Linked DNA regions of Homo sapiens: region 2 is linked to region 1. A link is a contact called in ENCODE Hi-C or POLR2A ChIA-PET data. All regions are on one chromosome and are shown on one strand. The core of a region is the stretch at or near the end of the contact, and the rest is flanking DNA. Distances in the headings are between cores, read along the strand shown. Region 1 overlaps TSPAN8 (tetraspanin 8). Region 2 holds the start of TMEM19 (transmembrane protein 19).

Region 1 (6,907 bases), core at 73-2,572:
GGCTTTTCTGAAAATTTCTTTCTCACTCTATCTCTGTTTTTTTTTTTTTTGTTTTTTTCCTCTCTCTCTCTCCTGTTGTTCTTTTCCTTTTAAAATTGCTTTCTGCCCTTAGGGAGCCCAGAGGATCACAGTGGCAATTAGCGGCTTCCACATTCTGTGCCTCACCATGGTGAAGAAATTGGGTGGGAGATGGGTGTGGCAGCTTTTTAGTAACATCCTAGTCCATCAGGATTTCACTTATTGTTTTCTACTGATAACCATAACTGTGACTTCCTGATGGCCTGGAGCTCTGGTGTGTGAGCCCAAGAAGTGCATTTGAAGATGTGCAGAATTACCATCCTGTAGAATCTGAAGTCTGACTTTGGGACTCATAATTAAGCACAGAGATTAACAGTCACCTACTTACAGGGTGCTGTGGCCTCTTCAAGATGTGTGTGTAGCCTGCAATTTATTTTATTTTAATTTTACTTCCTGTTGGTATTTTCTTTCCCTCCCAGTGCTTCTGGTAAACAAATTTGGTGTTTAGTCTGTTAAAAAATTGCACATATTGAATGTATTAAAGGGGAACTGTTGTCCTTGAGAGGGTGCTCCTCCACATCTGGGGATAAGAATGAATTAATAGAGCTAGACAGCATCTTTAGTTACGTTTTGACTCACGCTTCATCAGCCTCTCACACTGAACAAAAGCCAGTGTCTGCCAGGACAACATTAACCAGCTTGACTTATATAAAATTGGCTTGGTTTATATTTTTCTCAAGCCAGTGACAAAGAATCAAGACAGAGCAAAGAGCTGAATTTTTTGTTAGTGAAAAAACAGAGGTAGCTGTTTTGGAAGGAAAAACATGAGCATAAACACAGAAAAGAAGGATGTCAGGGAAATGACAGAACTTTCTGCTGAAGTGTCTCATGAAGACCCTTTTTTCTACCTCAGGATAAACTTAGCACCATGAGGAAAAGCACATGAGCAGCCATCCTTGTCCCAGGAGGTCCCTTCTGATCCAAAGAGGATTCCTGAGTCCTCATCTTTCAGGACCAGCTGAATTTCTCTGTCTTTAGAAATTCTCCCCTTGTCCTAAGACACACAGGGACACAGTGTTCATTCAAGACAGCTTTTCAAACCCTGCTGTTCCTCCCCTGGTGCAAACATCTGAACTCAGATTTCCACTTCATTCTTGAATAAGAATAACCACTTGTTGGGCTGGACTTGGAACAATGACCACTAGACAGTCAACACACTGCTTTCTGGCTAGTCTCTGGCAGTGGGTCACCCTGCCCAGGTTAGCCTCATAGAAGTGTCTCACTACCTGCTGCACAAGTGCTGGTCACACTATCTTGGCCTCATGTGTAGATATTTGAACTATTATTTGTATGTCTGGCATATCTTTTCTAAGTTCTGATAACCCAGCTAGCGAGGCTTCCATCCTCTCATAGGGTTTGCCTGTACTGGCCACAATATTCTAGTGAAGCAATATTTAGCAGGAAGTCCATAGAGCTAGTTTCCTAACACTTCTATTTTTGTCACATTTATTTTGATTCCAATGTCCTGCCTGTTTATTAACAAAACTGATTTTTTAGCTCTAATATTAATGAGAAAACAATAAAAACCAACAAACAAAAATCTTTAGGACTTAACCAAGCTTTCAAAATACGTAAATTGAAACATTATCTGTAAGCATAGACTTTTAGAGACAAAGGAGGCCTTGGCTATCACAGAGGTTGACCCAATTCCCTTTTATAAATGGGGAAACTGGAGCCCACTAGGTTGGGTGACTGTTCCAGGATTACAAACTTATTTATTAGGACCCTGACAAAATATAGATGTTTGTTTTAATGCTTTTATAACTTCAGCACATTCCTTCCTATTGACTGTTGAATAAAAGTTTCCTCTAGGCAATAAGTAGATTTAAAAAGCCTTGAGAAACAAAAATATCATTAGAACATAGCAGTCATTTTTGTATTGACTGTTAAGGGAGCTGACCTACATGCTATATAGCCCATTCTGGGAGGCAGAGGTTTCGAGTTAGTCTAGGAACTAGTGCTCTATCTAGAGACAGCCCAGTAGATAGAGGTTATAGAAGGCAAATGGGCTACATATAGGATTTATGCATAAGACACGCACAAGGCTTTACTTTTTAATTGTGATTTACTTCTGGATAAATCCACTTATCGAGGACAAGAGGTGGCTGAGGCTAAGTGTTATGAGGGTGATGAAGACGAGTATGTGTGTGTTGTTGGGAGAACTGAATTATGCCTGATGGGTAGCCCACCCACTATAAAGGGCTCTAGGATTTTTTTTCCCTTCATATCTCATTAACTAACAGTCAAAATAGAGTTTCTAGATGACTCTATGGACTATGGCTTTTGGGAACAAAGAGATAAAATAGATATGAAATATCAGGAACTGGATTTCTTTTTAATGAGGATACAAAGCATTTTTATTAACCCATGGAAGTTCCCTCATGTCCCTTTTCAGTTAACTCTTGCTTTCCCTTCTGCCTTGCTCAAAGTCAAGCACTGCTTTGATTTTTATAACCATAGTTTTGCTTATGATTGAACTTTATAGAAATGGAATCATACAGTATTTACTTTTTTCTATGGCTTCTTTAGCTCAGCATAATGACTCTGAAATTAATTCATATTGTTGTGTCTATCAATAGTTTAAAGAGCTTGAACTTTTTAAAGAATTAAAAACCATAACAACACATGCTTTTATAATGCACTTTATATAGAATACACAAAATATGTGAACCAAAGATTACATCAAGAAGAGTAAAAGTAACTGTCCTAAGCTTTTAAAAATACGGTTTAAAAAAACCTATTACATTTCTTCCACCCAGCTTTCATCATATCATTTTAGAAAAATATAAGCACTTCAATAGAATGTGAGCTCCATGAGGGCAAGGATTTGTACTTTTTAAGATCACTGATGTATTTCAGGGTCCTGGCACAGGACTTGACACATAGGAGGCACTCAATGGATATTTGTTGAATGAGCAAAATAAACTTCAAGGAAATAAATTTTCTGCCATTAATCTCTTTTTTACTTCAGATTTTTGGTTCTGAAGATGTAGGCTCTAGCTCCTACGTTGCTGTGGACATATTGATTGCTGTAGGTGCCATCATCATGATTCTGGGCTTCCTGGGATGCTGCGGTGCTATAAAAGAAAGTCGCTGCATGCTTCTGTTGGTGAGTTCTCCAAACAAATCCCAGTGTCCAACCTTCAGACTCCAGAGGATTCTCTCCCATCCCTATTGTCTGTTAAAAGAACGTGCCATGATTGATGAAACTCTAACTCCAACTTCTCTTTAGAAGGTTTGATTGTGGAAGCTGATATGGCTTAGATTTGGCTTAGTTTGGCTTAGAAACTGGAGGATACTCTGAGAGGAGACAAATTTTAATCATTCATCCATTCATTCATTCACTCATTCAACATTACTGCCATACCTCTATGTGTCAGATATTGTGCGAAATAATACATAAGACCTTTAGAACCTACTAGGGAAGGTTAATAAGTAAGCAAATAGCTACAGTGGGAGTGGCCCCAGAAGCAAAGGGCAAGACAGGGGATGGGATTTTCAAACCAGGGCAGAAGTGAATAAGGTATTTGTATGAGTGAGGGTAGGAAAAGCTTTCCGGAAAGACAACGTGGCAGTACAGTGCTGGTGTGTTTGGGAACTGAGAAGCCTTGGGTATGGCAGGAGACCGGCAAAACTGTTTCCAGTAAATGATGGAAGATGAATCCAAGTGTGGGTTGTGGTAAAATCATAGGTGTTCTACATGCCATGCTAAAAAAAAAGTTTAAATGAATGAGATAATCAGAATTATCTCTTAGAGAGCATTGAGGAGGATAAATTGGGTTTGGATAATTCACAGGCATTCACTTTTAACATATACAGTAGAAAATGGATATAGTAAAAATATTAGAAAAAAATCAAGTGTTTATCAGATACAAATATGACATAAAAGTTTATCAGGTCTAATCTAAACTTATTCCTCTAATAAAGTAAGGATTATATCAGTACCTGAGAAAAATGTTCAAAACTGTTTGTTTATTGTGAGGGACGGTAGAGACAGAGTTTTAAAGGGACTCTAATAACATTCCTACTGATTGCTTTTTGAACAATAAGGCCTCATTTGCAATTGAAGAATTTAATTACTCAAGGAGCTTGTTTAAAAAAAAAGCTAATTGTCTTTGGGCTGCATCCTTCAAACTTATGATTCAGCATATCTGAAGCCGATTTCAGGAATCTATATATGTAACAAGATGCCAGGTGATTCTGAATGTAGTGGAGATGCTGTTTCAAAGCCAATTCTGAGTTTGTGTGAGGTTGTGTTTGATGAAGAAAGGGAAGGAGTAAAATAATACTCAAATAAACTCATCTAAGTTTTCAAACTTCCCTCTAGTCAATATCATACAGATATCAATGGTTGTTTTGATAATTTTTTTGCCTGAACCACTTTCCTCGATCAGTCTCTGGAGCAATTTTCTGAGTAGTAATGAACCCAAAATTTTCAGCTTGAAGTAAAAAGTGGAATAAATGAAGAGTGTGACTGACACTCTCACTGTGATATAATCCCAGCTGTAGAGAGAAGTGCTGTGCCAGAATGTCCCCAGATGTTACTGAATGCACTGAGGATAATGTATATTTCTTTTTCTCTTCTTCAGTTTTTCATAGGCTTGCTTCTGATCCTGCTCCTGCAGGTGGCGACAGGTATCCTAGGAGCTGTTTTCAAATCTAAGGTGTGTGCACAGATGTTTGAAAATTTTGAAGAAGTTTGAAAAATTGAAATACTACCTTGTGGCGTGAATAATGTAAAATACTTTTCAATTTTCAGTCTGATCGCATTGTGAATGAAACTCTCTATGAAAACACAAAGCTTTTGAGCGCCACAGGGGAAAGTGAAAAACAATTCCAGGAAGCCATAATTGTGTTTCAAGAAGAGGTAATTAGAATTCATTGTTCATTTTAAAGAGTTGGACATAGTTCTTCTGTGTTTGTTTAGTTTTTAACATCTTCCTTAAAGATTGAAAAATGTCTCCATTTTGCAGATTTTGATTGATTATTCTGTCACCATGCAATAAGAAAAATCTAAGATATTTGTAATTACTTTCTCGCTTCATACAAAGTTCTGAAGCAGTTTTGAAGGAGAGAAATTAAGAAGATACATTTATGACAGGTTAAGCCTCGAATGAGTCAAATCAATAATAGTTTTAATATTTTCCATTTACCATTTAAAAGGGTAGTGTGTCTGGGAATCTCCTCTCTTTCTCTCTCTCTCCCCCTTTTTTTTGGGGGGGGACAGAGTCTTGCTCTGTCACCCAGGCTGGAGTGCAGTGGTGCAATCTTGGCTCGCTGCAACCTCTGCCTCCCGGGTTCAACTGATTCTCCTGTCTCAGCCTCCTGAGTAGCTGAGACTACAGACATGCGCCACCACGCCCGGCTCATTTTTTGTATTTTTAGTAGAGACAGAGTCTCACCATGTTGGTAAGGTTGGTCTTGAACTCCTGACCTCAGGTGATCCACCCGCCTTAGCCTCCCAAAGTGCTGGGATTACAGAGGTGAGCCACCGCACATGGCCTCTCTCTCTTCTTTTTAAAAAATAATTAATTATTTTGAGGACAAGGTCTTGCTGTGTCACTCAGCCTGGAGTGCAGTAGTATAATCATAGCTCACTGCAATTTTGACCACCAGGGCTCAAGAGATCTTCCCACCTCAGGTTCCTGAGTAGTTAGGACCACAAGCACACACCACCATGCCTGGCTACCTTTTAAAAAATTATCATTTTTGTAGAGAGAGGGGTCTTACTATGTTGCCTAGACTGGTCTCAAATTCCTGACCTCAAGTGATCCTCCTGCCTTGGCCTCCCAAATTGCTGGGATTGCAAGCGTGAGCAACCACATCCACCTCTCTTTTTTTCTTTCTCAGCCTCCACCACTTCTCTGTCTCATAAAAATGGTAATAGCTAACATTAATTGCTACTATGTAGCAGGTGTTATATCCAGTAGCTCATTTAATACCCACAACAACCCTGTGGATGGGTAATATCATTATCCTCATTAACCCTATTTTACAGATAAGGATATTGGGTTTTAGGGAGGTCTAACAGCTACCAAGTGATGGGTTGGAATTTGAACCCAGATCTGTCTGACCAGTCTGTTATTTTTTAAATCAGTATACTATCCCCTCCTTTTTTCTTTAAAGTCAAAATATGGGTAGGCATTGAAGGTCTTCTACTCTCTGGATCCTACCTAATATTTTAACTTTACTAAGTACTACTCTCTAAAGAGTAAACTCTAGTCCAGCCAGGTTTGTGTACTCAGGGTCCCTTGAACAACTGCCTTCCTGCCTTTGCATCAGTTTCCATCCTTGGAGTGCTCTTACTACTTTTTCCTTCTGAATATATGCATGTCATGGAAATTCACAGAATCTTAGGAGAGGCTTGAATTTTATAGGTCACTTAATCTGACTTCTCACTGATAAACATATTTTATATTTATGGTCATCTACCCTCAAATGAAATATTAAAGAGGTGAAAGTTTACTAATTTTTGCCCATCCTGCTTATATGCAAGTCTGATGATTAGTATGTTATTTCTTAATTTGAAACAAAATCTGCCTCCCTAGGATTTACATTATTTAGTACTAGTTTTTCCAGAGTTTCAGAGGAAAAAAAATTATTGATGCTTTTATATATGATAGATTTTTCTTTGAGAATGGCTATTGTTCGACTCCTAAAATCCTTGCTTTTCAAGTGGAAACATCCTTGGTTTCTCAAACTTTTTATCAGGTGACTTTTTTTTTTCTCCCTCAGAGCATTCACTAGTTCCTATTTGGGTAGATGCCAGCTTGTAAAAATTGTGCTTAAAGCATCATTTCCGAAAGCTGAAACCTGATATGGGTCAGTC
Region 2 (6,841 bases), core at 3,076-5,575, 540 kb before region 1:
CCCAGGCAGGTGATCACTTGAGACCAGGAGCTCGAGACCGGCCTGGTCAACATGGCGAAACCCTGTCTCTAATAAAAATACCAGAAAAAATTAGCTGGGCATGGTGGCACACACCTGTAGTCTCTACTCAGAGGCTGAGGCACAAGAATCGCTTGAATCCAGGAGGAGGAGGTTGCAGTGAGCCGATCATGCCACTGCACTCCAGCCTGGGCAACAGAGCAAGACTGTCTCGGGAAAAAAAAAATTGCTAAAAGAATGAATGCATATCCTGTTCTCAACTCAGTTTTGGAAAATTAATCCAGAACACTAAGTTTGGACTGCTCTGTTTTGAGATTACTAACAGCAATTTCCAAAAGTTATTCTCTCCAAATGCTCTATTTTACATATAGGAGGAGTGCTCCAGTGTTTCTGCTGGTAGAAGACTAATCAAACTAAAGGAGCAGAATAGTCAAGGTTCATCTATCCTATTAATCTACTTTGTATCAATCACAGAGTTTAATTTGTATGTTACACTAAAAGTGTACGTTAGTTTCTGAAATTTTGACAATAGGAATGCTGAGCAAGATGTAACTTTATCATTGTCTAAAATATATAACTGTGATTTGTAGTCAGTCTCATATATTCAGAATTTAGAAAACATAAATTTAAATTATATAAGCAAGCACTTAGTAGTTACTGTAAACATTCAAAATAAAAACATACCTCCTAGAGCCCCACTGTGATCTAGACTTTTCTTTTTAAGGCCATTAGAGACGATCAGAACAGGAACAACAACAGAAAACAGCCAACGCCACGGAGAAATAGGTCGTAAGTTACCTGAAAAATTATAAAGGTGGAGCACAAATTGTGTGAAGTTTGCACAGGTTAGTTTTGGCAGTAAACTTCCGTTACTGCTTTTAGACTAAAATACTGTCATAAGTACAAACACCAAGATGAAGTCACCAAAGAAATATATAGTCATGCATCACTTAAAGATAGGGATATGTTCTGAGAAATGCATCCTTAGGTGATTTCATGGTTATGCAAACGTCAGACTGTACTTACACACACCTAGATGGTAGAGCCTACTACACACTTAAGCTATATGCTATAGCCTATTGGTCCTAGGCTACAAACCTGTAAAGCATGTTACTGTACTGAATACTACAGGCAATTATAACGTATTTGTGTATCTAAACATAGAAAAAGTAGAGTAAAAATATGGTATTATAATCTTATGGGAACATGTTGTATGTGTGGTCTGTCATTGACGAAAACATTGTTAGGCAGAGCATGACTGTATTTATGTTGAGACATGCATGCATATTTTCGGAGAAACAGTCTTACTGGAGAATGGCCAAATAGGTTATGTCCAAGTTTTGAAAACCTTTTACTGCTATTTATGATAATAATGGATATCTAGATATTTAAAATGAACCTCTGGTTCATTTTTTTTAAAGGGGGCACGTATTAAATTTCAAGGACTACCTAGAACGAACTCTTTTTGTAACAGGATCTTACTCCTCTCTGCCTGTCAGAGGACAGACACCTCATTCAATGGTTAGAAATTGATTATTCCAGAGGCTGCATCCAGCTCACAGATGTTTGGCTAGCAGAGTGTTTTCAAATAATTTTAGTCAATATTTAAAGATTAGGAGATATCATATAAAAATCCAGATTCTTGGCTTCTGTTTTAAAATTGGGAAGTTCTGGCCAACATGGCAGAATTGACTTAAGGTAAAGAGAGGTGCCCTCCTTTAAACAGGCCGTGGCTTTCCCATTTAAAGTTCCCACCCCTCCTGATAGGCTCCTAAACGCCAAGGCAAAGTGATTTCCTTATGGTAAAGAAAACTGTGAACCACTGCTTGTATCTATGTTTCTATCAAAAATGAGAAAATGGGCCGGGCGCAGTGGCTCATGCCTGTAATCCCAGCACTTTGGGAGGCCAAGGCAGGAGGATCCTGAGGTCAGGAGTTCGAGACCCAGCCTGGCCAACATGATGAAACCCTGTCTCTACTACAAATACAAAAATTAGCCAGGCATGGTGGCAGGCACCTGTAATCCCAGCTACTTGGGAGGCTGAGGCAGGAGAAACCAGAAGGCAGAGGTTGCAGTGAGCTGAGATCGTGCCACTGTACTCCAGCCTGGGCAAAAAGAGCGAAACTCCGTCTCAGAAAAATAAAGGGGAAATGAAAGACAAAGAGGGCCCAAGCATTCAACAAAAGATGAGAAATATCCTATTTCTGGAAATGAAAACTATTACCACAGGTCTAATACACAAAAACGTACACAGATTCATTTGCATTAGGTGACTGGCCCCAGAGGGATATTTCAGTTTACAAATCCTGATTTATTCCATTTAGTTCAAGTCATAGTAAATACTGTCACTAACAAGAATCTTTTCTTACACCCCTCCCCTAAAACTCTGATGCCCCACTGTGAATCATTATGAACGAACTGCACTGAGAGCTTCTGTAGCCTGGAGAACCCTTTCCAACTATTCACATGTCTCTTTGCAAAAAGCCTACAGTCTGAAATGGCAATCCCTTACGATACAAGCATTCTCATTCTCCTTTTCATTTTTCCTTTGTTGCAAACTGACCAGTATTTTGTTTTCATAGGAGAAGGAAGTTTGTGTAAATGGAGGCTTATGCTCTAAAGCACCTTTAAAACTTTAAAGATCTGAGTCCAGAGTACCTTATATTTAAGCAATGTAGCTTTAGGCTTTAAAAGGAGTCTATTCTTTTGAAGCAACCAAATGGCAGATAAGTCCTTCAGCTCTCCAAATGTAAATAGTATACCGTTTTTAATTCTTATTATTTTTACAGAACATGTGAAACTGATAAACTACATTACTACTTTTTTTTTTTTGAGACGGATTCTCGCTCTGTGGCCCAGGCTGGAGTGCAGTGGCTCAATCTTGGTTCACTGCAACCTCCGCCTCCAGGGTTCAAGTGATTCTCCTGCCTCCATCTCCCAAGTAGCTGGGATTACAGCTTTTTTCTAGTTTTAGTAGAGCTGGGGTTTCACCGTGTTGGCCAGGCTGGTCTTGAACTCCCGACCTCAGGTTATTTGCCCGCCTCGGCCTCCCAAAGTGCTGGGATAACAGGCGTGAGCCACCGCGCCTGGCCCATTACTAATATTCTTATTCAAAATTAAAAGCATCACTGTAATTGCTTTACAAAGCTATATTCGCCTCACTTATCTTTTACCAAGACAGATGGAATAGTTACATAAAATATAAAGACATTTTGAAATAGGTGTAACTAGTCCAGAAGTGGTGGCCTGTATTGCCAGCACTTTGGGAGACACAGGTGGGAGGATCACTTGAGCCTAGGGGTTTGAGACCAGCCTAGCAACACAGAGGGACCCCTATCTTATACAAAATAAAAATTAAAAAAAAAAAGAAATAGGTATAACTCGAATTATCACAACAAGCATTTATTAAAGGCATTGTTTATACTATCATGTTAGTAAGTTAAATCAGGCTATGGAAGTTAAGTAAACACAACCATTCATAACCATTCAGAGGATATGAGTTTTGGATTTCACAATGGTATGGTTTTAATTTCCTCTGACTAGATTACAGAGAAACAACTTAGAACACTCAGACTTACCATAATAGGTGCTTGCAGTCATTGATATAATCCAGAAAGCTAACGAAATGCAAATGATCAGGCTCAGTATAACTATATTAGTTATCATCTTTATATATCTTTTGCATATATTGTCGTTAAGATCTGTCATGGAAAATAAGGATATGAGCTCCTGCGGGAAAGAATATTTAGCGTTTCGGAGAGAAAGTCATTTACGATGTGAGCAAGACACTTGTTCAGAGGCAAACATAAATCCCAACATATTCCACCGACCAAACAAGCATAAAAATCACAAAAATTCAAACTCCTTCCGGAAACTCCTACTGGCGGAGAGCTCCAATTCATATGGGCGTGGTCAACGCCTCACCGCAAAAGCAGAGCGCAACCCGGCGGACGGTGAGGGCCGGTCGCCGGCTGCCGGCCGCTTCAGCGCCTCACGCCGGAGCCCACGGGGAAAAGAGAAAGCCGAGGCAGCCAATCCGCGGTCCCGGCGCTGGCGAGTTCCACCCACCTCCCGTCGCAACCTTCTCACCCGCGGGCCGGGTAGGCCAGCGGCTGCAAAGGGGCAGCTAGGGCACCCGAACTTGGGCAAGTCTGGGAAGCACGCCCGACGCGGCTGAACGCAGTCACGTCCCGACAGCTGCGCAAGCCGCCCTAGGGTCAGGTCCAGCCGGCCAAGGCCGAGACCCCAGGAGCAAAGCCCGCGCCTCCCGGCGCCCCCGCCTCTAGCGCCTCGCCCGCTGTGGGCATGCGCCGCAGCCGCTTAGGGGGATGTCGCCTAGCTCACGTGGGCAGGCACTGCTGGCATCCTGGCCGGCTGCGTTTGCACTGCTTCTCCAAAACCACATTATAGGTACTAAACAACATTGTTTAGTACCTATAATGTGCTAGACTCCTGGCTGCTAGCGAGGTAAAGTTAAACATAGTTTCTATTACTGAGCTCTCGTAATTATTGTCATAACACCACTTAGATTGTGGAAATATCTGTCCTCACACCCCTTATATTAAAGGTGTGTGCATTTAGAAAGCAAAACGTCTTGTTAGCATTAAAAATCTGAATCGTGGCTGATTTCTTTTCTTTTCTTTTTTTTTTTTTCGAGACAGTGTCTCTCTCTGCCGCCCAGGCTGGAGTGCAGTGGCACGATCTCTGCTCACTGCAACCACCGCCTCCCAGGTTCTAAGCGATTCTCCTGCTCCAGCCTCCGGAGTAGCTGGGATTACAGGCGCCACAACCACGCCCGGCTAATTTTTATATTTTTAGTAGAGACGGGGTTTTGCCATGTTGGCCCGGCTGGTCTCGAACTCTTGACCTCAGGGGATCCACCCACCTCGGCCTCCCAAAGTGCTGGGTTTAATGGCGTGAGCTACAGCGCCCGGCCTGATTTCATGTTTTATGTGAAATTAACTTGTTTGCCTGGGTTAACAGTAATTAACTGATAATTACATAATATTTATCAATTTTTTCAGTTAATTGCTGACAGTGTAAGAAGAGGAGCCAAATCCATTTCAGACACAGTATGCAATTGTGTTTTAAGCCCCAAGAGTAGTTACTTTAAAAAAGCTCACATTATTTTAAATTTCAAAATACATGCCAAGACAGCTTGTCATTTTCTTTGGTAAGACATCTAATTAAGTAGTTAACTAAGAATCAAATCTGTGAAGTAGGACTAAATAGTAGTGGGCTTCCTGTACTAGATAATATACATATATGGTCTTTATGCTGAAATGTATTATGTGCCTACTTTATTTTTGTCTTAGTCTGTTCTGCATAGGTAAATGTTTGGATTATTTCACCAAGCTGACTGGCCAGTATCAATGTTACCAGACTACTGGGTAAAATTATTAATAATGAAAGCTAATGTTTTGTGGTTTGCACAGTCGCATTGTTTTTGTCTCTGCTTAGACAAAATTATAAACTGGTCTTTTTTTTTTTTTTCTTTTTTTTGCCTTGCTTCACCACAGTCACAGAGTGACCCTCTCTGATTAGTTGGTGTTCGATAGGAAAATCATAGCCTAGTTGTGAATGTCAAGCTATCTCCCAACACTGTGGTGTAGCTGTGTCAGGTCAGTCCCTGGATGTCAGGGATGATTTTCTCATGACTATTAGATCTGGCTAAAAAATGCATATTAAATAGTAGTGTCAGTGAACTGACCCTTTAGATGAATATTTTCCCTTCTATTTTTTTCAGTGACCAATTATAGATGTTTTTCTCCATAAAAGTTATTCTAGCTTAAGACCAAAATAATTTAGAGGAGTTAATATAATTAAAATACAGTAGTTCTTATATGCAATAGGCAGTTTCAGTTACCAAGGGTTAAACATGATCTTGAGGCAGGAGAATAGGGTCTCCTATTGAGGCAGGGAACCTAAGGCCGATTCATGCTGACTTCCTAGAGCTAAATCAAAAGGAAAACCCCAACTTCCCATACCTAAGTAACAAAAGGACCCAAAGCTACGCCCTTTGCAAACCCCTCTTTTTTTCTGCGTGGCAGATAGAAAATTGAAAGTATCTCTGCTTGGTAGCTTTCTGCAACCAATCAGACGTTTGCGTAGGAGTGTAACTTTGTAACTTTGCTTCAGCCTCTAATTGGTTGTTTTTCACAACCAATCAGACTGATTGTGGGCTAGTACTTCATTTACATTTACATAAGGTGTACACCAAGTAACCAATGGGAAACCTCTAGAGGGTATTTAAACCCTAGAAAATTCTGTAAGGAGGCCCTTGAGCCCCTATGCTCAGATGGTTCCCACCCTGTGGCGCGTACTTTTGTTTTCAGTAAATCTCTGCTTTTGTTGCTTCATTCTTTCCTTGCTTTGCTTGTGTGTTTTTCCAGTTCTTTGTTCAAAACACCAAGAACCTGGACACCTTCCACCGGTAACAATCCGAAAATATTAAAAAGAAAATTCCAGAAATATTCATAAGTTTTAAATTGCATGCCAAAGTAGCATGATGAAATCTCATGCCATCCAGCTCCATCCCACCTGGGACGTGAATCCTCCGTTTATCTAGCATATCCATCCATGCAATAGACATTACTCTCTTGTTAGTCACTTAGGAGCCATTGCAGTTATCAGATGGACTGTTGCAGTATCACAGTGCCCTTATTTTAGTTCTATTACAATATATTGTTATAATTGTTCTATTTTATTATTAGGTATTCCTCCTAATCTCTTACGGTGCCTAATTTATACATTAAGCTTTATCATAGGTATATAGGAATTGGAAAAAAATAGTATATATAGGGTTTGGTATTTTCCAGGGTTT

The links. Hi-C counts contacts between places; a loop is a spot of excess contacts on that map. ChIA-PET counts read pairs that join two places held with the same protein, here RNA polymerase II (POLR2A).
Region 2: a map of gastrocnemius medialis shows a loop between it and region 1 (3-fold over the local background). The contact joins the promoter of TMEM19 here to the enhancer-like site in region 1. A Hi-C loop is called at or near these places in 1 of 168 maps with a recorded cell type or tissue (gastrocnemius medialis). POLR2A ChIA-PET finds 5 or more read pairs at or near these places in 1 of 52 experiments (HEK293).

What each region holds. Positions count from the first base shown.
Region 1 is chr12:71,135,991-71,142,897 of GRCh38, reverse strand. TSPAN8 (tetraspanin 8) reads left to right here. Exons shown (of 9, transcript NM_004616.3): 4 at 3,050-3,187; 5 at 4,668-4,742; 6 at 4,838-4,945. Among named protein-coding and RNA genes, the nearest start is that of TSPAN8, 19 kb to the left of the region's middle. Within about 2 kb of position 1,322, at least 7 of the 41 ENCODE cell types and tissues checked have a DNase peak (open chromatin) inside an H3K27ac peak, as active enhancers do; they include gastrocnemius medialis, where a contact is called at or near this core.
Region 2 is chr12:71,683,566-71,690,406 of GRCh38, reverse strand. TMEM19 (transmembrane protein 19) reads right to left here and starts at 4,325. Exons shown (of 6, transcript NM_018279.4): 1 at 3,597-4,325; 2 at 703-816. The coding sequence starts at 3,726. It overlaps LOC124902965 (a long non-coding RNA gene), which reads left to right and starts at 4,343. Exons shown (of 2, transcript XR_007063367.1): 1 at 4,343-4,485. RefSeq lists an enhancer at 2,360-2,429 and silencers at 3,778-3,993, 3,984-4,053.